2 separate regions of the Homo sapiens genome follow, and region 2 is linked to region 1. Evidence: read pairs that join two places in POLR2A ChIA-PET (ENCODE). Cell type or tissue: A673. All regions are shown on one strand. Links, peaks and the distances in the headings refer to the core of each region. The heading gives the core; the rest is flanking DNA.

Region 1 (8,480 bases), core at 231-8,230:
GGGTGACAAGAGCTACTCTTGAGTGACTGCAACAATAAGCAGCTAAAAAATGTAATTTTTTAAAACTCTGGGTAGCATTAAATTACAAATAAATCTAATAAGAACTCCAGGAAGTCTAGACTCATAAAATAATAATAAAACTACCTAAGTTTTAAAAGAGTAAACAGTTTAAATTTTTTATTGTGCTTTGATGAAATGACTCATTATAAATATATCTATTACCCTAAGATAATTTATTCATTTAACTCAATACAAATGAATTTATTCCAGAGTTTTTCATAAAACTTTGTTGTTGTTGTTGTTGTTGTTGTTATTTTTATTTTAATTTCAGGGGATATACGTATGGGTTTGTTACATGGATATGTTACATGATACTGGAGGTTGGGCTCCTACTGAACCCGTTACCCAAACAGAGAACACAATACCCAATAGGTAATTTTCAATCCTTGCCACCTTCCCTCCCTCCCTCCTTTTGGAGTCCCCAGTGTCTATTATTTCCATCTTTGTGTCCGCATGTACCCGGTGTTTAGCTCCCACTTATAAGTGAAAACATGTGGTATTTGATTATCTGTTCCTGCTCAAATTCACTTAGGATAATGGCCTGTAGCTGCAGCCATGTTGCTGCAAAGGACATAATTTTATTTTTTTAATGGCTGCATAGTATTCTATTATGTATGTGTACCACAATTTCTTTATCCAGTCCACTGTTGATAGGCACCTAGGATGTTCCATGATTTTGCTATTGTGAGTAGTGCTGTGGTGAACATACGAGCGCTGGTGTCTTTTTGGTAAAACAATTTCTTTTCCTTCAGGTAGATACCCAGTAAGGGAATTGCTGAGTTGAATGGTGGTCTTATTTTTAGTTCTTTGATAAATCTCCAAACTGCTTTCCAAAGGGGCTGAACTAATTTATCTTTCCACCAACAGTGAATAAGCATTCACTTTTCTCCACATCCTAGTCAGTATCTGTTGATTTTTAACTTTTAATAATAACCATTCTGACTGGTGTGAGATGGTATATCATTGTGGTTTTGATTTGTATTTCTCTCATGATTAGGAATGTTATGAATTGATTCTAAAGTCTACAAAGAAAAAATAAACGTGTAATAATATCCAAGAAAATATGAAGCAGAAGAATAATAAGCAAAGGCTAGCTATACAAGAAAAAAAAATGTTCTAAAACAATAGGAAATACTAGCACTGGCCACAAATAGTCAATATAACCAAAAAGTCAGATATAGTCTTAAATATATATGGGTTGTTAGTTACTGGTGAAAGTGGCATTCTAAATCCATGGGTATTGAGAGGCAGACAGGGGGAGGTGTGTGGATCAAATAATTCTGGAATAATTGGGTAGCATCTAGGGAAAACGAATGAGCTAGATTCTCTCTCTTGCTTCTTAAATACATTTCAGAAGGACCAATGTTTTCAAAGTGTAAAAACCGAACTATAAAATTGAAAGGAAATGAAAGAAAAACATTGGCAAACCTTCTCATATACTTGATAGTGTAAGGTATTTATAAGCATGATGTAAAAACTTTCAAAACATGGTGCAAAACTATTTAAAAATGTATAAATTTGAGTCCATCAAAATTAAGTTTTAAACTTAATAAATTTAAGAAAAAGAAAAAAATTTACAAACTTACTAGCTTAAATATTTTAGTAATCCAGCTGCTGAAATGTTTATTTTCTTAACATATATATATACATTGCCCATACAAACTAATGAGAAAATTATAAACAAACCAATGTAAAAAAAATGGGCAAAGACATGAATTCAGAAATAAAAAGAAACGCAAAGCCTTTTAAAATTTGAAAATATGATCAGCCTCAGTCATAATAAAATGAATGTAAATTATAATTGCATTTGGATATCAAGTTTTCAAATACTGCATTTGGCAAAAAGCAAAATTCTCTTACTACACTGTATTAGTGAAGGTGTGGAGAATCAAGCACTCTTATACAGTACTGGTATAAATTTAAGTTAGTAAAACATCTGGAAGGCAATTTTCCAACATTTACCAAAATTATAAATAAACATATCCTTTGGATTCAATAATCCCACTTTTAAGAGTGTATCCCATAAATACATGGCATAAAAATATAATTACAAAGATTTTCCCAGCCGTATTTTCTGTGTTAGCAAGAGATTGCAAGCATTATAAATCTTCATTGTAGGGAACTGTGTAAATACATTTATGTGACAGCAAGCCCAGAAGTGGTTAAAAGGAATGAGACATACCTGTGTACACTTCATGAAAGATCTCCTTGATAAGTGGAAAAGCAAAGCATACTTTAATCTATGCAAAAAAAAATCACTTCAACTTGGAGAAATCTTAGTATTGGGGATTGATGATAGAAGGGTGCTAACATTCTGTACTGCTCAAATTTTTTAAGACAGTCATATATTGCCTTCTCAAAAAACTACATTAAAATTATTTAAGTAGGACAAAAAGTGAATGCAAAGGAATAAAATGAAGGCGACGAGTGAGGACAATTATATGTCCTGTTGCTGAGAAGGATGCAGAGAAATTAATGCGTGATCAAAATTTTGTTATTTTTGTTGGGACTGTCCGTTGCTCTTTATAGAGAAAAAGTTCGAAGACACCCTGAGAGTCTGACTACGCATCAGTCAGATTGAACCAATCTGAGAGAGAGAGATGTGATTCAAATGGAGGCAGGTAAAGAAGTCTTCAGAAGCCCCAAGGAATAAAATTCAGGTGAACAGAAAGGTTCACCTGTGATTAGCGCAGGGGCGCTTCCATTTTAACAAGCAGAATGAAGAAAGTTGTTAGATTTCTTTTGTGTGAAAGTGACCAATCTTCGGTGGAGGACTTGGCCTTGTTGGAGAACAGGCACGTCTTCCATGTTAACAAGTAGACTACAGCATTATGGATACAAACGTAGCTAAGTTTTTATAATTTTAGGTAAGTAGAGGATGTTCTGATATCCTGCATCTAATTAACCCATGAATTATAACACTAAATAATCTTCTGAGAGCAAGGCTTGCGAAAGATAGCGGAAGAACTTGGGGACAAGAACATGAAGGATAACACAGTCATCTCAGACAATCGGAAAATGAGTAGGAGTGTCAGACAGGGCGGAGGGTGTTTTGAAGCTTGTGGTTAACAAATTAAAGTGAAATCAGTTGGACTTTTCCCCGTTAAGCTATTGGGTTGCAAGCATGGTATAGGTGGGTAGCTGGGTTAATTGAGGCTCAGATATTGACAATTGTTACAAGGGGTTCAGATAACAAAGGAGATGAATCTGTTTGCAAGGGAGTGATTATGATGGTTCATCTTGGAATTTAGAGAAGGCTAAAAGGTAAATGAAGATAGGAGGTGGGAGGGGGTTGGTGAAAAGTAATGTGGTAGGAAAAATGTATTGAAGACCTGTGTTAATTCAAACCACGATCATCCTAGGGATTAGTAGAGAAACTGAGCCAAAAGGATAAAAAGTAGGGCTAAGAGGAATATGCGAAATAAAAAATTTGGTGAAAGACTACAAAGTAGAAACACAAAAGTGGGTGCATGGTGTGGAATAGGGGAAAAGACTGCAATCAAAAAAGAGCTTTTCCATCCTCATTTTCTGAGAGCTGTGACACATAGTCAAACGATTAATTTTATTAAATATATTTTAGCCTCTTTTAAAATAAGCTTTTTTAATTATTGGACATATAATTTGTGTTACATCATATATTTTCTAATATTTAACCGTTGTTTCACAGAATAAAACTACTTGAAAATAGTGATTATTTTCTCAATAATCAGTTTTATTTTGAATGTTTATGTTTACAATTATATAAGTGATGAGACTTTCAAAACTATACTGCCTTCAAAAACCTAATTAGATCACTTTCCATCCTTTTCGATACTCTTGGCCACACAATTTGGCATGGAAATGTTAAATCCATTCCTTGTAAATCTGTAATAAGTCATCTGTTTTTGTTTAGAGTTTTATGTGGAAATAATTTTTCAAAATGTATTTTTTACTTTCTATTCTTGATATATTTTAGAAGTTTATTATCTTCTACAAAACAATTATTTCATAGAAATGTTTAAATGTATTAGCATTGAGTATACAATAGTCTCATAATTTTAATATCCTACTTAAACATTGTTACATTCCTTTTCTCTCTTGAAAAATTTTTATCTCGTTATTATAGTTTCCACAAGTTTAGCTTTACTATTTTTCCCCAAAGAATCAACTCTCATGGTTTCCCTTGCAGTTCAACTGTTTTTTTGTTGTTCTCTAATTTCCTTACTTTAATTCCTTCCTTCCTGTTTCTTTTATTCCTCTCTTCTGTGTGTGTGTGTGTATGTGTGTGTGTGTCCTTTTAATTTTTTCTGGACCATTCTAAGTTGAAGGTTTAGTTTGCTTTTTTTGTGTTGTTGTTTAACCATGTAATCACATTCGAATTTAGCTTTGAACCACTTATATTAGTTTTAATATAGGGTTCTCATTTTTATTGTTCTAATAGTCTACAGTTATAAATTTTAATCACTTTTTTATCTCACATATCATTTAGATGACAATTTGGAATTTTTGTTTACTGCTTTTGCTTTACAAACTTGGTTCCCTCTTTGAATTTTGTCTTACATAACAGCAGAGTTTCATTTTTATGTGTGTGTTAAAACAATCTATCATTTGCAATGACATAGATGAACCTAGAGAACATTATGTGAACTGAAATAAGCCAGGCACAGAAAGGCAAATACTGCATTATCTCACTTTTGTGTGGAATCTAAATAAGGTGAACTCTTAGAAGCAGAAGTAGAATGGTGGTTACCAGGGGCTGTGTGGTGGTGAAGGGTCGGGGCAATGTAGGGGTTGAGATTGCAGAGATGTTGGTGAAAGGATACAAAATTTCAGATAGATAGAAGAAATAAGTTCAAGAGACTGTGACTATAGTTAGTGGCAATACACTGTATACTTGAATATTGCTAAGAGAGTATATTTCAAGTGTTCTTTCTCACCACATAAAAATGATAAGTAGCTGAGGTAATACATATGTTAATTAATTTAATTTACCCATTTCACAATGTGTATATATTTCAAAACATCATATTGTATATCATAAGTATATAAATTTTTATTTTGTCAATTAAAAAACACTGAGCTGAAAGTCTTACGGGAGGAGTCTGAGAGTGATTTCAAGTCCCTTGATATACTTGACACTGAAATATCTCACTCACTATCCGAGTTCATGGGCAGTCTCTAACTAGCAGTTTACCTTTTCTTCTAATTGTGCTTCACTATGGTTGATGTTTGTGTGTGTTGTTGGCTTTTTTTTTTTAACAAAAAGCTACTCAAAGAAATCAAAAGACTCTGGGAGTTAGTAACTTCTAATACCTTAGGCAGAAAGATCAAACGATAAATACTATTATCACTGAGGCAGGCATTATCTTCCCAAAGGGATTTAAAATCTATGTGGCAATGACAATAATTGTTATGCATATGTGCTGATGGTCTGAGAACAAAACAATACTACCAATATCTATATAATGCTTTGAGTTTTATAATTGATATTTGGCAAGTGCCAATTTTATGGCTGAAATTCCTAGGCCCATCATGACATGATTTGTTATTAAATGTCTGTAATTATAGAGTCTAATCATGAGAAAATAGCTCACTATACCCACAAGGAATAGCTGATAGAAAGACATTACACAACTTCATGCTAGCTTCCTGAGAAGCTGCAATACAAACCACAAAACCTGAATTTCCCTGGGGTTCTCTGTTTAGGTGTTGGCTCTGGTGAAATGAACACTCAAGAATTGATCTGAAAAGAACAATTCTAAAAAGTAGAAGTAATGGTAGAATAACAAATTTATATGTGATACATGTGTTTCTTATTAGGAAACATTTGAAAGTGTTATTGATAAATAACAAAATTGGAATGTTCCAAAATGTTAAAGCACCTAAAATAGTGTACTTATACAGGTATTCTATGATAAACTTGGATAAACTGTCAAACTCTTTTTTCTAAGAACAGATTACTTTTTACTCACTTTCTGTCTTTATAGTTGTTTTATTCTCAAATAAAATAACTCACTGTTATGTTTGGTTATTATTCCCAATTTATTCTTTCTTTTCAAAAAACCAACTTCTCATTTATTTTTTCAGAATCATGTGCTATCAAAAATGCATTAAAAATTGTCAAAGCTTTTAAATATGCAACTTTTCTTTGAAAGTATTAGTTTATATACTAGTCTAGTGAAGTCATAAAAAGACTTACCCCAGTATTTTAACTACATTTTTACTGCTGTTTCTCCCCCTCCTTTATCATCACTTCTTCCTTTGCACTAAGCATTGGTATATTCCAGAATTCTAGCCTGGTATCCTTCTCTTTTCATCTGTATTTTCCTGTCTAGGCAAATCCATAATTCTGATTCAATTATTTCTCACCTATCTAACACAGTATCTGACCATCTTTCACAAAATCGACACAACTCAAACAAGCACACTATCTGAAAAACAAGTCAACAAAGAAGATGTGAATCTTAAACACGAACAAAGAAAAACTTGATCCTGTTAACATCCCCCTGGCTCAAGCAAACCCTGGCCTTTTCAGTTGTGTTAGTCTATAAACCCCCTTTGTCATACTCTGGATTGTCTTTTCTCTCACGTGCCATCAGAACATACAAAAGCTAACACTAAGAATGGAACAATGCAAATGACAAACACTAAATTCATAATTGGAAGAATCAAGGAGGGAGGAGGACTCTAACACTTCGTGCTGGGTAACACTTGTAATTTGGTAACGGAGGTTACAAATAGGTAAATTTACACACGTATTAGCTTGGTGTTCAGAAGCTATCCTTACTGAGACAATAGAACTAATCGTCTTGAATTTAAAAAATGTAGAATTGTGGCATATGCTTGCTAGTTCTTATGGTTCACTGTAAGTCTTCTTTTTAAAAAGAAGCTGACATTGAAATCTGTTCCTCTAAGTAAAGACAGGAAGAAAAAAATATATGGCTTTACCAAGAAATACCTTTCTTGCCTGAGACTTTCCATTCGAGGTCACAGAAAAATTTGAAAGTTCAGACAGCTGGATTCTCTCCTCCAAACTAAAGTTATTGCCAGCAAAAGCAGGGAAGTAGGAGCAATCACAGGAGGTAATATTAAAACCAGAGAGAAGCCATCCTCCTCAGGATTCTTCGAAAAGCTCCTCTTTTAAACTACACTTAGAGGGATGGTCACCTCAGTATAAAGATCCCACATCAGCCCCAGTCCTTATGTTAAATGGCCCAAGGCAGGGGCAAGATGCAGATTCTCAGGGTAAGGAAGATAGGCAGAGCAATGTGTCAGGCGGGTATTAATTAAGAAAAACATGGGGCCTAGTTCTCATACAAAGACCAGCTTGAGGAGATTTCTGGCCTTTGGCACTGGCCCATGGAATTGTCTAGAGGACAGATTGAAAGTCCACTTAAGTTTTAATGGAATTGTCCTATCAACACTGGAATAAAACAGGCTGCAAGTACAACCACTAAAGCATATCCCAAATTCCTAATCGGATAGCAAGGGAAACAGATGGGGGATACCCAACACACACATCTCACACATGACCACTGAGGACAAAAATAAGGAAAACTATAGAGTAAAATACAACTAGGGTGACTAATTCAGGTCTGCTGACAAAAGAACTTACAGTGTCAGGGAAAATGGAGCAAATAATCCTTGCTATTCTTTTTGAGCCAGATAGGCCACCGTGTTTTGTTTCCCATTCTTTCCATCCAATGGAAGTTTTGTGGTACATATTTGTATTTTCTATCAATGTGTTTTGCATATGACAAAGATAAACTCTCTACTTGTTTGATGATGCTTGATGACCATGAGGAACTACACCCAGACCTGATGAGAAGGAATTAATATTGACCAGAGGCCATAGACTTGGAGTGAATGTAGTAACTGGGAAAAAGGAATTTAAGAATAAGGTTCTGTTTGTACTTTTGCTAGCCTAAGGGATGGATTATAGTTTTTTTTTTTAATTTGCCAGGACCCATGCCCCCTATATTATTCAAATGTAGCTCTATTCTCAACTTCAATGGTAAAGTAGCACCATACACCTGGCCAAATGGTGCAGAGCAGCATTGGATCAGGAATGGGCAAGTGACCAAACTGATTCAATGAGAAGAAATTACAGGTCAAACATGGAAGGGACCTGGTTCAGGATACAAGGCAAAGGCCCATTTTATGATGAGGAGAGTCTGTAGCTGAATATGAACCCAACAGAGGGGAAGCAGAGCTCAACGATGAAGAGAAAGAAACTGAGTCTTACTAATTGCATCAGACCCTGAATTGAGAGACTGAAAGCTTACATTTATCTAACTCTGGATTTTTCAGTAACATAAGCTAATTAATTATCTTTTTAGTTAGACACGCTTGAGATTGAATTTGCATTCACTTTGAACAGGAAAATAAAATCCCAACTAACTTTCTGAATTTATTTCTCCCTCCCCCTTGCACAATTTTAT
Region 2 (8,480 bases), core at 266-8,265, 130 kb after region 1:
GATGTTACTATAAAACTTACTCTTTGATGCCTTCTAACAATTTGAAGTTTAAGTTATCTTCACTCCTGTCAAAGAAACCCTTGTTGTCTATAAAAACCAAATGCCTTGGGTCATGCTTTCGCTGGATAATGTGTGCTAGAGCCGCAGAACCTTGGTCATCACATTTTGGCCTCAATCCATTCTGTACACAGGCATCTTCCTTGCGAGGTCTGAATCCACAGCAATTTGTATCTAAGCGATTATAAATCTGTAAATGGAAAACACAAAATCCAAGATGCTGAGTGAAAACAAAACTTGGGAAAGTTACAAGATTTTCAAAGATCAGTGCTTTCTGAATAGCTGACTTGCCAGAATCTAAGAGGGCCAGGCTCATTTAATTAAAGGCAACTGTCAGAACAAGTCCAAGGTTCATATCCTTCTGACTCAGTCATAGTTATAAGCATTTCCAGCTTCTGCTAATAGATCCAAAGTCAGATTATCCAAGTTAGGCATCTCCACCCTAAATATTCAAAGTTCCCACTGACATCACATACAGACACATGGCCAGCACAATCTCTGACTCCACGCACAGCAGAAGAAACACCATTGTACTTCTATGTGTCTGGAAGGCTCTGTCTTGTTTTCTCCCTCAGGTGGCTTATGGGAAATTGGAGTTACTTCATTGCCACAAAAAGTTTATTGCATCCCCTAGCCTATCTGGACTTCAGTATTACAGTAAGCTAACTTGAAATCACATAGAAGAAATCTATTGAAAAGATGTGAGACCAAATCATAAAACCTAAAAGCACTATCTAAATGGAGGCCACAGCTAGATTCTAAACATATGAACAAAATGGGCCTACTGAAGTTTATTATGGGAGTTAAGGATACCACCCTATAGAAGAGGGTAACCAGATTAATTAGAAAAAGAAGAACTGTTTAATTCCATTTCCATTGGGTAAGGAAAGAAATAATATTTATGAATCAGGTAAAATAAAGCCTGGGCAAAGGAATCAGATAAATTTAAGTCAAATCTCTGCTTTCACACTTCTGAGCTCTGCAACCTTGTGTAGATTCCTTTCCATCACCGACTCTCAATGTAAACGCCTGAGTAACAGGAATGATACTCTTTACCTCGAACACCTGGTAGAAAGATTGATGAAAATATGTGTACACCCTCTGTCCCTGTCCCAAGCATCTATAAGACACTTAAAAAATGAAAACTACTGTTACTCTTGTTGAAACACACCTACATACCATCCAAAGTTATTTATCTCAAAACAAGCTTCTAAGACAAAGAGTAATTTATCCATTTTAAATGAAGAAAAATTCAGCCTCAGAGACATTAAGTAACCTGCCCTGGGTAGAATATTAGTAAGTAAGTAGCAAAGTGAGGATTTAGACGTGGATTTGTTTGTCTCCAAAATTCCACGATTTTTTTCCCCAGTACGTCATATTGAATGGTTTTAGGCTAACTAGTCAAAAGATGGCTAGACAGACACTGCCACTTTTATTCTTTTGGTATTAAATTCCCATCTTTTTCTCATCCTCCTGTGTTTCTGCAGCTCCCATGGAGCTGTCTAGGAGACCAGCTGCTTAGAAAGGGATGCCGAAAAGCAGTGCCAAAATTTAGCCTACTTTGGAATGATCATTTATTCATTTATCCAACAAACAGTTATTGAACATCTTCTACATCCTATCAGTGAGCTAGGCACCAAGGCAAATGTTACCCATGGTCAGCACCTCTCCACCATTACCACTTCCAATGGAAAATTGAAATGGTTATTTAGTTTTCCTTTGCTACCAGAACAAGCTTCAAGAACTGGACAAAGGACTTTCTTCTCTGTTTACTGTATGTAAATGGACTTTGTATCAAATAGCATGCTTGAGATCAAGGATTGTAAGAGAAGTTAGCATAAGCCAATTTTCTATGAAGTTTATGTAAAGCTGGTCACATGTGTGGCAAGCGAGCGACCAAGCATTTGCACCAGTCAAAGGGTACACTGCTGGCCTAGAAACAGTCACAGAAAAGGAGGGTTCTGTCAAGATTGGTTCCAAGCCACTGATCCATGGGACCATAAGTCTAACCCATAGTTCATCCAAAAAGTCACATAGACTGACTCCAGGGAACAGTAAGTTACCACTGCTTGTTAATGTGCATTTGATTGACATGAGAATAAGAAGGTTTCCCAAAGGTGAGCAAGAGTGCCCCAAGCAAATCACTGTAGGTTAGAATAGCACATGGAATGAAAAAAGCACAAATTAGAAACTTTTAGAGAACTTTATTGAGCCCTTTCTTCTCAATTTCAGTCATTTTACGCAGTACCTTCACTGACTTTGAGTATAAGAGAAATCAAATGATATAAAAGAGACTGCATCTGATTGCCAATTATTTAAGTTAAGGTCAGAAAGAACATGAAAACTAACTTTTCTATAAGCTGCTTCCCACTCAATCACCCCTTTTTTTAAATACACATTAACTAATGATTCTCAGAGAATCTGTGTACCATTTTATCATCATTGTTTTATCTAGTTACATTAACATTAAAAATAAAAAAACTTAAATCTTATTTAATTTTGACTAAATATCAAAGTCTATTATATTGGACATATGTGTTTTGAATATAACCCGTAAAGAAAATGCTACCAAACATTTCTTAAATGCTTCTTCAAACCCTTAGTTCTTCCATCATTGTGGACTTCATAGTAGTGGGGAAAGGACTAAGATACATAACTACATTTGTACTGTTTCTATAACAAAACCATGAATATCATATATTTATGTTAAATAATAAGCTCTTTAGAGATAAGGCCCTTTCAGTACTTCTGTAAACATTATATTTTTCTATTTTTAAACTACACAAAAGCATTAAAAGTTAAAGGTTGAAAAGATTGATTTAGGTCATCTTTTTATTGCCTTACCAACATTAGATTGTTTGCTACAGTGTACTTTTAAAGTACTTCGTCTGATCTAATTTTGAATCACTCAACTGTCTGTGATGATTTCACCACCTCCCTGACAGACTGTTGTGCCATTCAGATCTAAGAGACATTATTACTGAAAACAGGTGTGTGCATTCAGCCCAACTTCTCTTATAGAAAATGTTGCCACTAATTTTTTTCAGATCTATATATGTACTTGATGGGCATATGTGTGTGTGTGTGTGTGTGTGCGCGTGCACGAACACTGTGTGTACACCTGCAGATGTAAAATCAGCTGTAAGGTCTCAAATAATCTAGGTTTTACTTTGTTTTCCTTATGCTCCAACTATAGTAAATTACGTCTTTGTATTATTGCCCTTGTCTAGCAAGGGCTTACGTACCTCTTAATTCATGTTCTCTAGCTCTTCTCAGAATTTTGTTTATAGGTTTCCTTTTGAATTCATATTCAATATACCAAAAATAACTTGACCACAAAAACATAATCTACACCCTTAAATTCAGTGCCATTTTGTTAGGCAGTTAATTTAGTTTTCTATTGAGCATATTTATGCTTACTTTTAAGACAGCTTATCTAATTTTTAAAGCCTAATAAAGCATATCCTACATAGCTATGAATCCATAATATGGTTTTAATATACTTGTTTAGTGCACACTTAAAACATTCACTTAACTACTGCATGATTAAGCACTGTAGTGTACATCTACGTGTCTGCGTAGGTAACTATCCTACAAGAAGGCTATTTGGGGATACATTTTGTCAGCTAAGCAATAATGAGTGTTAGTCCTCATTATTGCTGCTTGTTCAAATTCACATCTTATTCTTTAAAACAGGAATGTCTTTTCCAAAACTAATCTTCTGCATCTTAAAATACTGCCAATCACCATTTTCCATAAAATGAGTCTTTCCTTTCTTAGGAAAATACATTTTTTCAATGTTTACCTAACTAAAATTATACTCAGAAAAACCCAGGTGTTCCAGCCAAATTTTTTGGTGGTGGTGGTGGGATATTTTTAGATATATTTCCTTCTTCTAAAGTTTTTTTTAATTCCATTTTCCTTTGGTAGTGTTAGTTTTGCATGTAGGAAAAAAGCATCTCATGAGTGATTCGACTTATGCTTGCAGCACCTACACAAGGGTGCCTCTGCAGCACTGTCCTAGTTCACCAAAACCCATTAGAAATCTGCAGAAACCTAAAGATGTTCCAACCCTATGCACACTACCCACACCAGCTATGTCTTCAAAAATGGGCCTATCAAGAAATTGTGTCAGTTTCTTCACATCTTCTTTTTCCTCAAAACAGTATGATTAAATCACTAATTTCAGGCAATGCTTGGATGAAGGCAATAAAAAGTACTATATTTTGGCCGAGCATGCTGGCTCATGCCTGTAATCCCAGCACTTTGGAAGGCTGAGGTGGGTGGGTCACAAGGTCAGGAGTTTGAGACCAGCCTGGCCAACATGGTGAAACCCCATCTCTACTAAAGATACCGGGCGTGGTGGCACACACCTGTAATCCCAGCTACTCAGGAGGCTGAGGCAGGAGAATCACTTGAACCCGGGAAGTGGAGGTTGCAGTGAGCCGAGATCGCCCCATTGCACTCCAGCGTGGGCGACAGGGTGAGACTCCGTCTCAAAAAAAAAAAAAAAAAAAAAAAGTACTATATTTTTATTTTATTTATATATATAAAATGCTGCTAATATTAATAATAAAAATATTAATAGCAGTTTTATATTGAGTGTTTAGTATGTGCCAGGAACTGTATACTTAATGCTTCACATGTATTATTTCATTTAATCCTCATAGTAACCTTAAGACATAGGTGATACCAATAGTCTCATTTGATAAATGAGGAAACTGAGGCAGAAAAGGGCTAGTTGACCTCCCCAAGGCCTCTCAACTCTTAAATGACACAACTCAGGATTCCAGTCCAGGTATCTACAGCTTTAAAGTCCATGCTCTTATCCATCCTGATTGTATCTCTCGGGGGTAGTCTCCAAAACGATACTGCAAAAAGGAGGCGCATTTGTGTAGAACGTTAAATGATACTGAATTTAAAATATTAGTTATAAAGGTTTCGTCAGAAATACAAAGAACTTCCGTAGGATTTCAGAGAAAAGCTCATGAAGGAGATGACATTACAGTTAAATTTTAAGAGCCAGGCAGTGTTAGCTAAAAACCAGGCAAAGGCATGGAGGTAAGAAATCCAAAGGCATCTTTAGAGATACAATAAGTGTATTTGGCCAGTGCTTCTCTATGTAGACTATTGTTTTGTTTAAAAAAATGATTAATCATCAGAGAAATAAAGTTTTTGAAATGGAAAATACCAGATAAACATCTTGTTAGATTCAGCAGGCAAAATTATTCTATCAAATTATTATCAAAGTTTCTAAATGCTTACTTGTAACTTTGCATTATCTCATCATGAACTGGTATAAAGTGGCATGGGTCCTTGGATCCTACTGTGAGTGGCGCAATAGGAGACCACATTACTGAGAGTAAGGGGAACATTAGGGCAGGTAGTCAGATAGAAAGGTGAAGAAGGGTATTGTTAGCTAGGTGCAGTTATGTGCACCTACGGTCCCAGCTACTCAAGAGGCTGAGACAGGAGAATTGCTTGAGCCCAGGAGTTCAAATCGAGCCTGGGCAACATAGCAGGACCCCCAGAAAATGCACTGTGCCTATAAAAAAAAAAGCTAAAAATTTTTTATGTGTCTGCAAGTTTCATTTTTATTTTCTCATGCAGAGCTGGAAGAAAGGTTGAAGGCAAGTGGGTAGGGCATCAGGTGAAAACAGTAAAAGAATGACAACTAAAGGAAACACAGGCAGAATGTGCTTGACAGCTAAAAACAGGGTAAAATGAGGATGTTCTTCCTAACATAGGTAGGAAATTCCCATCATCCAAATGTTATTCTCATTCAAATCTGTTAGTTAAATTAGATAAACTTCTGTTTTTCCACCTCTTTAAGGGTCTAAGTGAGGGTATAATCACAAGTGTGTATGTAGGTGTGTGTGTTTCTGGTTTGGTAAGTCAGCATCTTAAGATCCTCACCATCTCTTTTCAAATGATTTGTTTTTAGCATTTAAAAACTGCATCTTTAGAAAGAAGAATGCATATCAGAGAGAAAGTATAAATATGCAATAAGACATGTGATTGGTGGAATTTAACATTCACCATAGTATTTCACCCAATGCCTACCACATAGTAGGTACTCAATAAATGTTTGTTATTGAATGAACCCTGCTGAAAGTTGGCACCCACTTTGTATTTGGCTATTTACAATGCTCCTCCAAAGCACTGTTTTGTATTGGGAAGAGTCAAATAAACCAAATGATGGTGGCTTATCAAGATAACGGATTTTTTTAAATGCAGCATACACTGAATAAAGTGCAAAAAAAATTGAACAGGCCAAATAATGGAATGGCCTGTGCTTGCTGTGTGCTTTTGGTTAGTTTCTTTATGTGGGTTTAAATTAACTAACCATGGATAACGAATTCTCATATCTCACAGAGGGTCCGCCATAATGCCATGTATGTAATAGGCATTCAATAAATACATACTAGGCAGGTTGACAGAAATAACCAAAGGAAATGCTTTTCTATAATTAGCAGTTTTCTGGAAGATTTCTTTCAATCCAAGTTACCTCATTGGATATCTCATTTAGAAAAAAGTTCCATTTTCAACAATTATTTTAATTATTTCAAAAAGGGAAAAAGACAGTGAGAATCGTTATCATTACCAGCATCCCTTCAGACAGACAGATGCAAAAACACATGGACTTATTTGTTTATCAGCTAATAACTTACACTGGAAAATCCCTTTTCATGAATTTGTCTTGATGAAAACCACTGTATGGTTGCCATATTATCAATAGAACTAGAGTTGGCCCCATGTAGTCTAATGAGTGTATAAAGGGACACTAGATTGTAAAGAATGCAACCTCGGACAAATCCCACAATCCCATGGCACTTGTTAATATAGACACAGCCTCTTGCTTGGGGAGCTATACAAAGCAAAAGCCCACAGTATTCCCCCCTGCTCCACCCCCGCCAGCATCTGTATCACCTGCGAACTCTCACCGCATAAAATAATGAATTTCATTTTTGTTCTCTGCTGCCATGACAACAGGTGCCTGTTAAATTAGTGAGCATGCATATTTGACTTGAAGAGCAGTTGATGAATGAAGAGAAATGTAAAAATAGTCTGCAATATAGAAATCTAAAAATGGGCATAGGCTTCCTTGTGCCTCTGCCTCTGTAAAGAGCATTCATTGCTCTATTCCACCTCTACTTTAGAATTCCATGTTTAAAAATAAATGTCAGTGTATACCAACCCAGGGAAGAATCTCTAGTTTCTTCCACATTAATAAATGACACGTAATGACACAGTATTTCTTTACGTATAAGTAAAAGTATTCTAAGGTTATTATACATTTGGATCGATTTCTATAGCTGCAATGTTTAAAATCCATATACTGCACCTCTCAATAAGAACCAGAAGCCAAACATCACTATGCCACAGAAAGACTGGAGTCACCAGGCAAGCAACAATCTATTTTTGGAGAAAGAAAATTTATGTTCTATAATTTGCACAAGCAGAGATACATGAAAATAGTCTCTGTCAAAGACACATCCATTTTCCTGTAAAGATTTAAAAAGAACACTCAGACTAAAAAAAAATTTTTGCATTTTATGAAATTCTGATTTATAGAATGAATTGCTATTAGGCAATAAATTTAACATGGAAATGAAATAACCTTACTGTAATAAAATTTTTAAATGCTTTCTTCAGTGAAGTAAAGCACCACTATTTGGAACTAAATCTATAAAATCAAATTAGAAACAAGTAAAACATGTTCATTTATATCTGAAGGAATAGTATCACTGAAAACCTTCTTTTGCTTAACTTGATGTGTATTACTTTTATTATTAATATAGAATTTCTATCAATTTTTTTCTATAATATAGATTTTTAAAGGAAAATGACAAAAATAAGTAAAGATAAGCTAAATGACTATATTAAAACTCAGTTTTGGTTATGGTTAACAGAACCTAATGTAGCAAACAAATCTAATAGCTATTTTAACTTACACTTTTTTACAAAAATCAGTTCTCTTTTGAAAAAATAAATTAATTTTGACAGCCTAATTATTTTCTGGCCACTAAAAATAAATTTTGCTTTTATGAGTTAAACTTTTCTTAAAAATTACTTTTACATATACATATAGAATTTTCCCTTCTATGTTTCTATACTTCTTGGGTTAGAAAACAGCTACAAAATCAAGCCCTTTAAATAACCTTGCTAAAATATTTCAGAACTCTGCTATAGCACTTCACATTAAAAGTTCCTAATCATCAAAATAATCCAGAATAGTATATATTTTTCCCATATTACAATTGAAGAAAAATGTTCAGAGAGGATAGCAACCTGCCTAAGGAGATAAAACGAGTGACTCGTGTGGATTTCAAAAACATCCGCCTGCCTACCACGATGCTTCCCCTGCTAGAAAAGACAAAGTTCTTGCTTTCATGAAGATTACAACTTAATGCCTCTAAGAA

The links. Peaks named below come from ENCODE experiments on the same cell type or tissue, not always from the same donor. Only the 100,000 strongest peaks of a DNase experiment are listed, where the experiment ranks them.
Region 2: POLR2A ChIA-PET joins it to region 1 with 12 read pairs; 2 of 35 experiments call an interaction of 5 or more read pairs at or near these places.

Annotation. Positions count from the first base shown.
Region 1 is chr4:157,997,716-158,006,195 of GRCh38, forward strand. All of the region lies in intron 1 of LOC105377509 (a long non-coding RNA gene), which reads right to left. Among named protein-coding and RNA genes, the nearest start is that of GASK1B-AS1, 170 kb to the right of the region's middle. In A673, for the core only: no CTCF peak of the experiment used is centred there; a DNase peak (open chromatin) is centred at 4,266; H3K27ac peaks cover 829 bases.
Region 2 is chr4:158,130,766-158,139,245 of GRCh38, forward strand. GASK1B (golgi associated kinase 1B) reads right to left here. Exons shown (of 5, transcript NM_001128424.2): 4 at 21-247. Among named protein-coding and RNA genes, the nearest start is that of GASK1B-AS1, 36 kb to the right of the region's middle. In A673, for the core only: no CTCF peak of the experiment used is centred there; no DNase peak of the experiment used is centred there.